Linked DNA regions of Homo sapiens: region 1 is linked to region 2. The links are chromatin contacts, found by Hi-C or POLR2A ChIA-PET in ENCODE. All regions are on one chromosome and are shown on one strand. Each heading gives the region's core, a stretch centred on a gene start or an enhancer-like site at or near the end of the contact. The rest is flanking DNA. Distances are from core to core; before and after follow the strand shown.

What was found. A loop is a pair of places that touch in the nucleus more often than their neighbours do. ChIA-PET counts read pairs that join two places held with the same protein, here RNA polymerase II (POLR2A).
Region 1: a map of Caco-2 shows a loop between it and region 2 (2.0-fold over the local background). The contact joins the promoter of KCNJ16 here to the enhancer-like site in region 2. A Hi-C loop is called at or near these places in 1 of 168 maps with a recorded cell type or tissue (Caco-2). POLR2A ChIA-PET finds 5 or more read pairs at or near these places in 2 of 52 experiments (BJ and activated B cell).

The regions. Positions count from the first base shown.
Region 1 is chr17:70,071,932-70,077,613 of GRCh38, reverse strand. KCNJ16 (potassium inwardly rectifying channel subfamily J member 16) reads right to left here and starts at 2,389. Exons shown (of 4, transcript NM_170741.4): 1 at 2,224-2,389. It overlaps LOC105371881 (a long non-coding RNA gene), which reads left to right and starts at 2,807. Exons shown (of 3, transcript XR_934952.3): 1 at 2,807-4,388.
Region 2 is chr17:69,760,116-69,766,061 of GRCh38, reverse strand. All of the region lies in intron 3 of LINC01483 (long intergenic non-protein coding RNA 1483), which reads right to left. Among named protein-coding and RNA genes, the nearest start is that of LINC01483, 170 kb to the right of the region's middle. RefSeq lists an enhancer at 3,286-4,485. Within about 2 kb of position 4,046, at least 6 of the 41 ENCODE cell types and tissues checked have a DNase peak (open chromatin) inside an H3K27ac peak, as active enhancers do.

The DNA of each region.
Region 1 (5,682 bases), core at 1,140-3,639, 310 kb before region 2:
AAATCTACTTTTACTTAGATTTCTTAATTTCCTGTCTCTTGACAACATCTGGTTTGAGCTACAGAGGGCCTGGCTTCTGTGTTGAGATTTGTGTTTCCCTTACAAGTTTCATGTTGGTGAGCATATTGTTAGCCTCAGCACAGCCTTGATGTTCAGAAACCTTTTTATTTACTCCATTGGGTACACTGGAGGAGCCTAACTTCATTTGCTCTCATGCTTATGCTAATTCTGCTCATTCTCACATCTATATTTTGTTCACTTGTATCATCAGCCTGTCATCCGCAATACTCCTCACTGTCTCTCCACTTATCTAAATCTACGCTTCCCATGGTCTTTTCTAACATCTCAAAAACCTTCTCTGACACTTGTAGCTTGCAGAATCGTATCTGTCTTGGTAAATATTATGGCACATCTACAGGACCTCATGTATTCCCTGCTACTCCCACTCCTGCAATTTTGCTTCAGCCACACTGGCCTCTTTGCTGTTTTGTTAACTCGCCAGGCACACCTCAGCCTTAGGGCTGTTCCATCTGCCTGAACTGCTCTTCTCCAAGGATTCTACGTTGCTCACTTCCTTGCCACCTCCAGGTCTTTGGCTAAATATCACCCCCTTAGTGAAGACTTCTTTGACAGTTCCATTTATAAATGGAAAATGGTGGGAGGTAGCTTTGAAGATGGCTCCCAATGATCTTCTTATGCTGGAACTCAAGTTCTTGTATGAGGACAAGTGGTAGGTTTTACTAATTTAACAAAGAAAATACCTGTATTATTTCGGTGCCAAATATTTACTTTCAATGCCCTTTATATATTTTGCCTCAAACTATACTTTTTTTCCATTTCTAATTTTCAATTAATTTATATCCAGGTCTTAGCTTGTACTCACCACTAATCTATATAATAGAAGAAACATATATTTTTCAATATCCTTGAAGACTCTTGTTCTCTCTCATGCTGAAATTCTTGTTGAGAAAAATGCATTAAAATAGAATATTGAATTCCTCTCCCAAAGCAGTCTTTTCTTGCAGTTTCAAAGGTTGTCAGTCTTGTTGTATATGAGACTAATAATCTTAGATTTATCACAATTATCGTGTTCTAAAAATAAACAAGCAGGATTACATCTCTAAGTTACTCAGGCTCTCTTTCTCTTTCTCTCTCTTTTGATTTGAATTGAACTCTGGACCTTGTTCACTTTTAAATTCTTTTTGGCTGAATTTCAGGAATTCCTTAAATGTATTCTGCAAAACAGCTGTGGTTTGGGTACTTCATGTTCCTTTATTGGTTAAAATCTGACATAAAGAGTGGCTAGTCTACATTTCCCATACTAAAGTAACAAAGGTGCATTCATACATTTTTTTCTTCTTCAGGATCTGGCTCTTACTAGCCATAAGAGTAATATTTAGCAGAAATACTCCAATACTCTTTTTCTAAAGACCATTCAGTCCATGTAATACACATGATCAAAATTCATCTGGCTTATAGAAATGTTATTGTTTACTACCTAAATATACCAACAAGGAAAACTGTTCAATTATATATGTCAGAGAATTCGTGGCATCCAGAGAGCAAAGTTTTACAAGCTCACACTTTTCTGACTAAATACTCAAAACAAAATTTTAAGATTTTTAAATGATAAGAAAAAAAAAAAAGCTTTAGAGGGATTAAGGTGAAAACAAAAGGAGAAAATTCTTCACTTTCAATTTATGTTAAAATAAATCTAGAAAAAATAGATCTCTTATTTCCTTTCAATGATTATAGACAACTATAAAAAAAAGTTAACGTGTATTTTCTCTGAGCTTTTTAAGAGGGGGGTATAAAATACATATTTTTCAATATTTGCAATTATATGTTCATAAGTGCATACAGGATGCAAAAATCTGGTTTTGAAAGACATTGCAGAATACTCCATGTGGTATGAATATAATAAAGCCACTTTTAGACATTTACAAATATAATAGCAGGCAAGGGCTGTTTAACAGACTCTGTAAACACCAATGTGAGACTACTTTTAACCAAAGCTTCAAAATAACTTAAGGAATATGACACACTGTTTGATTCCTACTTAAAGCACTTGGATAAAAAATTAAATTATCTTAATTGCATTTAATTGATCATTAATATTTACGTTTGCTGGAAACAGAGTGTTGCTGCTCCCCAAACACAGATGCCAGCAAGAGCAAAACATAGGCTGAATGACATTGTATCCATAGCAATAATAGCACTTACCTTTATTCACTCTCCCCACAGAGAATCTATGAGCTAGGTGCTTTCAGCTGGGCAATGGTAGAGAATGCTCTTTAGTTAATAATAAAGGAAAGAAAAGCTCCAGACACCAAGAACCTGGGTTAACCATTGACACCGGTTTGTTCCTACAGTTCCTCCCTGGGAATCTACATAGGTAGCCCCTGGCGTCTTATCAAGCAAGCCATAGCCAGTCAGCTGTGGCAGTGATTACGTCACCACCTCTGTACCTCTGGAGGAGGTACAGTGTGAAGGTCACCCAAGTATATCCTGACTAAGTTTTTACTTGATCAGGGATACAAAGGAGGAAGATTTGCTGGGCCAGAACTATGCTCAACAATGCCTGTAAGTGACTCAAATATTTACAGACAGGATTGTTGAGAGACGACCTATGGAAATGCTCCTGCTAGTTTTCAGACTCTGTTGGAATAGTACAAATAAATCCCTTTCATCAGAACTCTTTGTCTACATCTTAACAGCTGAGGATTGGGATTGCATGCTGACGAAAAGCGAGACAGGATAATGACAGGTAGCTAAGCATCCATTCAGTCTTTTATTTACCAAACCTTTAATGATTATTTTTCCTGTGCTGCCTAGTTCCAAAGAACATGAGTTCACAGTTGATTAGCCCTCTGACTAATCAACATGGATGGCAGAAATTGGGGTTGGAAAGTCTTCCTTTCCTCAACCCCAGGAATCAGAGCTCGAGCCTGAGATGGTGAATACAATGCAGGCTGTGGTATAGGTTTTGCCTGGCATTGAGTCCTAATGGGTTAAATAAAATGGTGAGGTGATCCCGTGGTCAGTGCTCTCCAGGAGGTAGAAAAGTGAGTGATCAGGGAAGAGGTAGACTTATAATGCTAGAATCAAGAGAAAGATCCAGAAAATGTGAAAAGCAGCCATGGGGAACTAAACAAATAGCAACCCTAGGCTCTTCAGAACCTGGGGGAGTTGTGTCCAGGAATGCTCAATAGAAGTGTTATGCTAGCAAGGAATTAGTTTTTCCTTTGCTTCACAGAGCGGTGGCAGCCAGGGGATCTAGGGAACCACATCAGGCTTGGTTAACACTGCAAATTTAAGAGGCCTTTTCTAGGTTCTGACAATCGTTGCTGTTTGACGGTTGTTAGAGTTTTGTTTCCATTTTTAAAAGCATGAACACTTGAGGAAGTGGACTTCTATGTTGGCACCGCCACTTACTAGCTGTGTGACACTGAGAAACTGCTTAACCTTTCTGCAACTCCATTTTCTCAACTGTCAAATGGGGATGATAATAGCAACAACGACAACACCTACCACAGATAGATAATTCGTGTTCCAAACTCATAGCTGTCACTAAGGTATACATATTCTGATAGGAAGACCTATTTTGCAATCTGTTACACAATATCTGCAGAAGAGTTTGAACTCTCCAAGGGACCTATCTTTTCATTCATCCATAAATCTCAGGTAAGCAGTGAATGCAGAGGTTGCCTTTTCTGTTAAAAAAAAAAATTGAAGACTAAACAAATGCCTACATTTCCATAACAATTGCAGCAACTCTCATTGTGGTTTATCCATGATGTTGTTCAATATTATCACTTAATGCTGCTCAATTACTGCCTTGTTTGAAAGCAGAGCACACTTTGTTAGAGTTCTATCTCAAAAGACTTAAAAAAAACACACACGCAAAAATGGACAGGACTCCATCTGCTCTGCAAATACAATTTCAGGAAAGGTGATTTTATGTGGGTGAGCATTTAGATTGATCTGAGAAGACGAGGCATCTAAACACAGCGTAAAAACAGACCATGGAGAAGAGCAAGACGGGAGGCAAGATGGGGAAACTAGATGGATTCCCAACTCCAGCTGAGTCAGATCGCCATTGCGTGGCTTCATTCCTTTGTTTGAAGTAAATTCCCAGAATATCAGACACACCCATACTCACATGTAAGTAGAAAAACACTTTCTAAAGCCAAATAAATAAAAATGATATCTGGATTGGCTTTTCTGTTACATGTCTCTGCCTCCTCAGTCTACCTTAACTGATAATTAACTTCATTGAAGTTCAACTTTTGTGAACTTTAATCCTCCCCCAAACAGAAAGACAAACTGAGGCAAGTTGAGGAGGCATGTTCAAGATTTGTCAAATTACAAGAATTTGTTACTTGAATGTAAGTGATAAATAATTATCTCTTTCAAAAATCTGTAATGTATTGCTGTTCTGTGATTTTAGTATTGGCCTAAGAGGAAGTTACATTGTACAAAGGGGTTACTTGTTAGAGAGAACACTCTAGCTCCGTCACTGGAAGACTGTGGCTTGCTTCCAGTTTTTGTAAGGACTCCCAGCTAAGAATGGTTTTTACAATGATAAATAGCGGGGGAAAAGTAAAAGAAAACTAATATTTGTGACATGAAAATGATGTGAAATTCACATTTCTATGTCTGTAAATCATGTTTATTGGTAAATATGCCTATCCCTATTTTTTTACTTACTGTCAATGAAGGCATCATATTACACAACAGAATTCAGTGACCTTCAAGACCTCAACAGAGACTGTGGTCCTTAAAGCCTAAAATATTTTGTATCTGGCCCTTTACAGAAAAAAAAAACAAAAACAAAACTAGCTAAGCCGTAAAATTTACTCTTCTCCAAAAGTAATGTTCCTCTTTTCTGATTAATGATTTTCCTCTCACGGTTAAGTCCAAGTCAACTGCATTTCTATGACTTAAAATCCTATCTTTCCTTCAATATTCCTTTTACTAAGTCTTTCCTTGCCTACTATAAATATCAATAAATAGTTTATTTCAAAATTAATAATAATAAAAGAATAATACTCTTTAAAGGCACGATGTTTTTCAATCTATATATTTTAGCTTTTAGTTGCATGTCTTATTTCCTCTACTAAATTCTAAATATTTGTGGTTAGGAACTTACTGAATCTTACTCATCTTTTTTTTTTTAATTTTTAATTTTTGTGTGTTTTCAGATGGGGTTTTCCTATGTTGTCCAGGCTGGTCTCAAACTCCTGGACTCAGGCAATCCTCCCGCCTCAGCCTCCGAAGTAGCTGGGACTATAGGCATGTGTCATTGTGCTTGACTCCCTCATTCATCTTTGAGTCCAACCAAGTGACTAACAGAAAGCTAGAATTCAGTACTGATACTAATACTAATACTGAGGGATGAATGCTTTTCTGAATTAAGCAAACAAGCATATTAGGAAAATAAAACTGTTTGTCTTTTAAAGGTTTCTTTACCTTTTTCTTCAGTTTACTTTCTTAATGAGCTTCCCTATCACTGTCCATCGTCCATCTCTCCTGAGTCGCAAGACCCTCTTGCTGCCCAGATACTGCAGCATTACTAGGTTGTGCCTGAGTTGTCCTCTCGCTTCATAATCCCAGTTCTCAAAATGTTCCTCTGAAGTGTCTCAATCACTTGAAGAGCTCAGTGTGTTTTATTGTGTTTGA
Region 2 (5,946 bases), core at 2,797-5,296:
TTCTTCTGGGAGAAGCCAGCTGCCATGCAAGAAATCTGACTTCCCTGAAACCACCATGCTGTGAGGAAGCTAGTCATGTGAAAAAGTCACATGCAAAGAGAGAGAGACAGAGGAGGAGAGGGAAGGGGATTGTGGAGGGGCAGGAGGGGAGCAGGGAGGGGAGAAGGGAGAGGAAGAGAGAGGGGAGGGGAGGGGAGGAAAGGGGAGAGGGGAGATGAGAGGGGGAGGAAAGGCGTAAGGATGGGGAGGGGAGTGGAGGGGAGAGAGTAGAAGGGAGGGGAGGGGAGAAGGTAGAAGGGAGGGGAGGATAGAGGGGAAAGGGAAGGGAAGAAGGGGAGGGGAGAGGAGTGGGGAGGGGAGGGGAGAGAGGAGAGGGGAGGGAAGAGAAGAGGGGGAGGGGAGAGAGGAGAGGGGAGTGAAGAAGGGGATGGAAGAGAAGAGGGGGAGGGAAGAGGGGGAAGGGAGAGAGGAAGGGAGGGGAGGGGAGGAAAGAAGGGGGAAGTAAGAGGAGAGGGGAGGGAAGAAGGGGGAAGGAAGAGGAAAGGGGGAGGGGAAGGGAATGGAGGGGAGGAGAGCAGAAAGGAACGGGGAGGGGAGGAGGAGGAGGAGGAGAGGGGGAAGGGGAGGGAAGAAGAGAGGGAGGGGAGGGAAGAAGGGGGAGGGGAGCACAGAGGAAGGAGGGGAAGGGAGGGAAGGGGGAGGGAAGGGAAGGAAGAGGGAGGGCAGGGGAGGGGAGCGACTGGGGGAGGGGAGGGGGAAGGGAGTAGAGAAGAGGAGAGGAGAGAAGAATGCCTGGCCAGCTTTACCTTTTCCAGCCATTGCAATTCAAGTTCCAGACACATGAGTTAAAAAGCTATTGTGGACATTTCAGCACAGCAGATGTGTTATAGAGAAGAAGTAAGGAAGGCAACCACCATCCCATACCAATATCCTAGTCTAGCCATCCCAGCCAACTCCAGCCATTAAAGCCATAGCCATATGCCACCTGAGGTCCCAATCAGTATCGAGCACAGATCAGCAATCCCAGATGTATCCTGCAATTCCTGACACACAAAGTGATGAATATGATAAAAATGATCGTTGTTTTGTACCACAGTGTTAGAGTCATTTGTTACACAGTAATAGGTAACCAGAGCAACAACTGTCAGCTGAAGTCAATATTGTTCATCTGAAATTAGCACTTTCAAAATTGATGGCTCATGAAGGTCTAAAATATGCATCAAGAAGCAGGAGAGTCATATGTTTAACAGAAGCAAAGTCAAAAATGAGGTACCAAGTTTTTTAAATGGTCATATTGCACTTTGTTAAAGCCAAGAGCAAATAACAGAGATCTTATAGAATATTTTAAGGAATAAACAAATAGAAAGCAATACTTACAAACCTGAGTTCTGAGACTGCGTCTTAAAATATTAAAGATTATGAAGATCATGCAATCAGCAATTGATGACTTAAGGAACAAAAGCTTCTCACCATCTGTTTCAGTTAATTTGGCCAAGTTAACACATCTGAGATTAAGTAGTTTTGCCAACACACACTTTGTTTCAGATTTTCTAAACTTACACTACCTCTGACCTTTATGATTAAAATCTAATTAAAAATGTAGTTATTTTTAAAAGATAAAGATGGTGTAATTGTCTCATCTATTAAAGTTATGACTAATTGTTAACCTTCTTAAATTGCTGATTCACTGCCATGCCTTTCATTTCAACCTTTTCAAAGCAAAGTCCAAAAAATTCAGATTGCAAAACAAACTCTGCTGAAAAAGAAATGCAATTCACTTTCATTGCATGATCAAAGCAATTTGAAAGACTTTTACAGATTTACGGGTCTAACCTTCAGAACCATGAATTAACTGAATCTTTGATTCACTTACCCAACTTTTCAATTTAAACTTATTAACCAAAAATATGTATTTTACAACTGCTGTATGCCTATCCCTATCCTAAGTGCCATGAAGAATTATAAAAGAATTAGAAAGCATTGCCTCTTGCTATCTTATTGGGAAAATAAAACTGTGAACACAAATCAATCTAATAATAACATGAGACAGGTCTGCTTTCTTCCAGGGACATAACTTACCTACAGATGGAAGAGGAAAATCATATATGCAGATGGCAATCTTGTAACCCACTGAATACCACAAAGTTTTTCCCAGTGTTTTCTCTGGATACTAGTTGGCCTTCTCTGCTAGGCACAGAAGGATCCTTATTTTTAAGTAAGTCCCTCTCTGCTGTTACCCTGGATCATAAAGTTGCCCAGTGAGAAACAGCTGTCACCGAAATTCCAACATTTCAGGCTTCGTTCTTGAGACTTGATTTGGGGCCCATGTGAGGACCCACCATGTTCTCTGTCCATGGTCCTCAGTATAAATGCCATGTCTGTTCTGAACCAGGCCTCTTGTCAATCTTGGCTTTAAACTTTTCAAGAAGATGACTCAGTGTCTCTTTGATGTATTTCCCAGGGAGTCTCTAAAGTTAATTCTTTGTACGCCACATAACTGTATGTGAAATTAGGTCACAGAAAAATGCTGTGCAAATTTGATGAAAACACTTCACAGCCATACTCACATAAAGCACTAACAAATACAATTTTCTTAGTTTTACTTGTTAAAATACATAAAGCATTTTAGGAAGGACTAGGTGTATTTGAATTGCATTTGGCTTCTAAAAAGAGTTAGGAAAGATTGTGTATTTGCTCCTCAAATAAGGTTTTTCTTTGTTAAGTGTAAGTGCTTTCAGAAAAAAAAAAATCCTAAGCAGAAGGTGAAAATAAAACAGATTAATTAGTATTGTTCTGATGCCCTTTAAAATACCATCTACCTTGTCTCCAACCACTTGGCTCAAAGGCTTCACACAGAGCCCCCACTGTACAGTACTCCCCAGAAATGCTGAAACGCCACTGAACCCCCCAACTACATATTCTCTCCTAATTTCTAGCTCATTCCTCTCTCACACATGTGTCATTGAATTAATGTTTTTTTCTTTAGAACCACCATAACCTCAGATTCATCTCTCCAGAGATCAAAGATAGGCAAATTAAGAATGTCAAAAGACTTTGCTGAATGCAGCTCCTTATAAAGTATGTCAGGATTAAATGTTCTAAAGCCAAGATTATCTAGCCCCACCTCCACCCTCCAAAAAAGGAAAAAAGACAAGAAAAAAAGGCACCAATCCTTTAACAGCATCTGTGTATTTACGGAGAACTTACTTTGCTTTCTCATCCATCCGATTCAAAATTGTCCATGTGGATTTTAGTTTTGTGGAAGAAAGCTCATTTTTTTTGAGACAGTACCCCTAAATGTACACATTTAAGCCCCTGACACAGACAATTTGTATCATTAAAATACTTCATCTGAAGCACAGGGCTTTGATTCTTTGATTTGATTTGACCTGTATTTACCTCTTGCTTTCCCTGTCTCCTTTTCTTCCATTTAGCTACAATTAACTATAACATGTCTAAGTCTTCTTCATTCCTGGGCTAGCACGTCCAAGTATGACCATCCATCATTCCATTCCTGTAAGTTTTCCTGTCTCTTGGTATCCACTTGGGTAAAACTTGAATTAAGAAAAGTGATTTTTGTTTTACATCATTGGGCATCTTCTATTGCTTCTTTAAAAAATGATTCTTAGAAGTCTTGTGTACCTCACCCCAGTTATGCTGTTATATCTGAGATATTTTTCCTCTCCAAAACTAAACTGAGTCTTTTAAAAAGGAATAGAGACCTTTGTAGAAAAAAAAAAAATCTATGGTCCCAAGAATGGGTAAACATTCCAGAGAGGTTCTTGTTTTTCCCCCTACAGGTCTGCCCATCCCTACAAATTGCATTCTTGTAAGAATACTCTCAAAGTGAGTCACAACAACAAAGTAAACAGAGGGTTTCTCAACGTGACAGAGGAAGAATTTTTTTGTTTGAATTTGCATGTTGTTTATATTTTCAAGCAGGAACTGGAAGAAAGAGGTTTCACTCTCATTGAGGATATCCAGTCATGAGTTCTTTTTAAGCTTTGCTGTTGGCTCAATTCCCTTCAGCAGTGCATATTTGGACTGGGGGACTATGACTCAATTTCCCTTCCTTTCACCTCACTTACTCTTTCATCCATCTTTCCCAACACGCCATGAGGAGATTCTTTGCCAATGTTCATTCCAAACTTCTGTTGTAGCCACATCTCTCCACCAATCTATTCCTACCTTCAAAAGTCCAAGTTTCCACCCTTTCAAAGTTCCTCATAGCCCTTCCTCATTCTCTGCTCATACGCATCCTCTGTTGCTCCCCTCGCACACTGCTACCCCAGCTAACCTCCTCTGTGTGTCTTTCTTCTTGCCTAAAACAATATTTTTCTAAAATTCCTAATTCCTTTCCCCTTTATTATTTGGTCTCCAGGTCCATAAATAACTATTCTGAATTTCACCTCTAAGAATAATTCTTAGAGCAACACCTTTGCCCTCAATTATTATATTTTTCATATTTTTGCCAAGTACATAAAATACTGCCTTTTATGGCTAGGCTTCCCATATTTCTTAAATCAATATATAAATAAATCATGTTTGTCCTTGTTGTTGCCAATTTTATCAACAATTCTCTCTCCTTGGGTCAAGAATAATGAGAATTCTGATTGTATATCCTACTGCCAAGATCGACGTGTAAGGAACACATTTGGTATGTTATAGTGAAGCATGGCTATGTAGTAGCCCAGAAGACGAGAAAAAAGGAGTTCTGTACCTGGTCAGATTTGAGAGAAAAGGGAAAGGAAGGGAGGTGTTAGATAGAGAAGCAGGAGGACAGGATGAGAGCAACATGGTGGGAAAATGACTCAATCTAAAATAATTGTAATTCCCAGTCTCATTTTAGTCAAGTGATCTGTGCCAGAGTTGCAAGATGTAGTAGAAGGACATCAACATGTAAGGAATCCTGGTGAGGCATCAGGCATAGGAGCCCAATTCAAAGTATAGAAGAACTGCAGCAGAGAGAAGTATAACATGGGGGAAATTCTGGGTCATTCAAAATAGAAAACTTTAGGAAGCCTCACAGGTTATGTTGGGGTGGATGGGATTGGGACTGGCATTTATTTAAATACTTCTTAGGTCAATATCAATATTAGGGATGTACAGTGAGACTGGTCCTATATATGAGAAAATTAGTAAGCCCAGCTTTGGAACTAGGAAGCATAGAGAAAAAAAGAGAGTGAGACTGACAGTAACTTTGATTACTCAGACATTTCATGTGCAATGTGTGAAAGAGAAGAAAATCTTCTGTGTCATTCAAGCCCTAGCTGCCATGCGTTTGTGGTTTAGTTTTGGGGAGATTACCACTAGGGCCTCAGTTTTCTCATTGGTCAAATCTGGTTGTTGAGTCAGGTATTCTCCAAGGGTTTTCTAATTTCTAGAGCCCTCTAAGTCTGTGAAGAGTCTCTCTAGCCCTGTTTACACCTCAATCCAATTCACCATCTCAGCCAAACTAAATTAGTGCTTAGAAAGGCTTTGCTCTTTCTTTGACTATTCTTTGGTATACATGGTCCTGCCTAGTGTTGTGTTGGTAAACACTTAACATTACCTGATTTAAAATGTTTCCCAACTTTTATGGTGTGAAGATTCCCATCATAGCCAATGTCAAGCTACCAACGTGAGGTCAACTGACTGCATGGCAGTGCCCCACCATATAGCATTTCTGCCACATGAATACATTAGGCATCAGTAACCTCAGTGACTAGTTTTGAGTATTCTTTACCTTTGTCTTTAATATCATCTATTTATATAATTTAACTTTTAATAAGGGCTCACAGTTCTCCCTCCTCCCCCCACACTGCTGAGTTCAGGTGGGTAACTTACTACAAGTCTGGCTCTCTATATAAGAAAATGAACAAATCAAGCTTTGGATCCAGGAAACACAGAGTGAGGACAAATGAGAGCAAGACTAATAGTAGCTTTGGTTAACGGGTGGTTGTATTC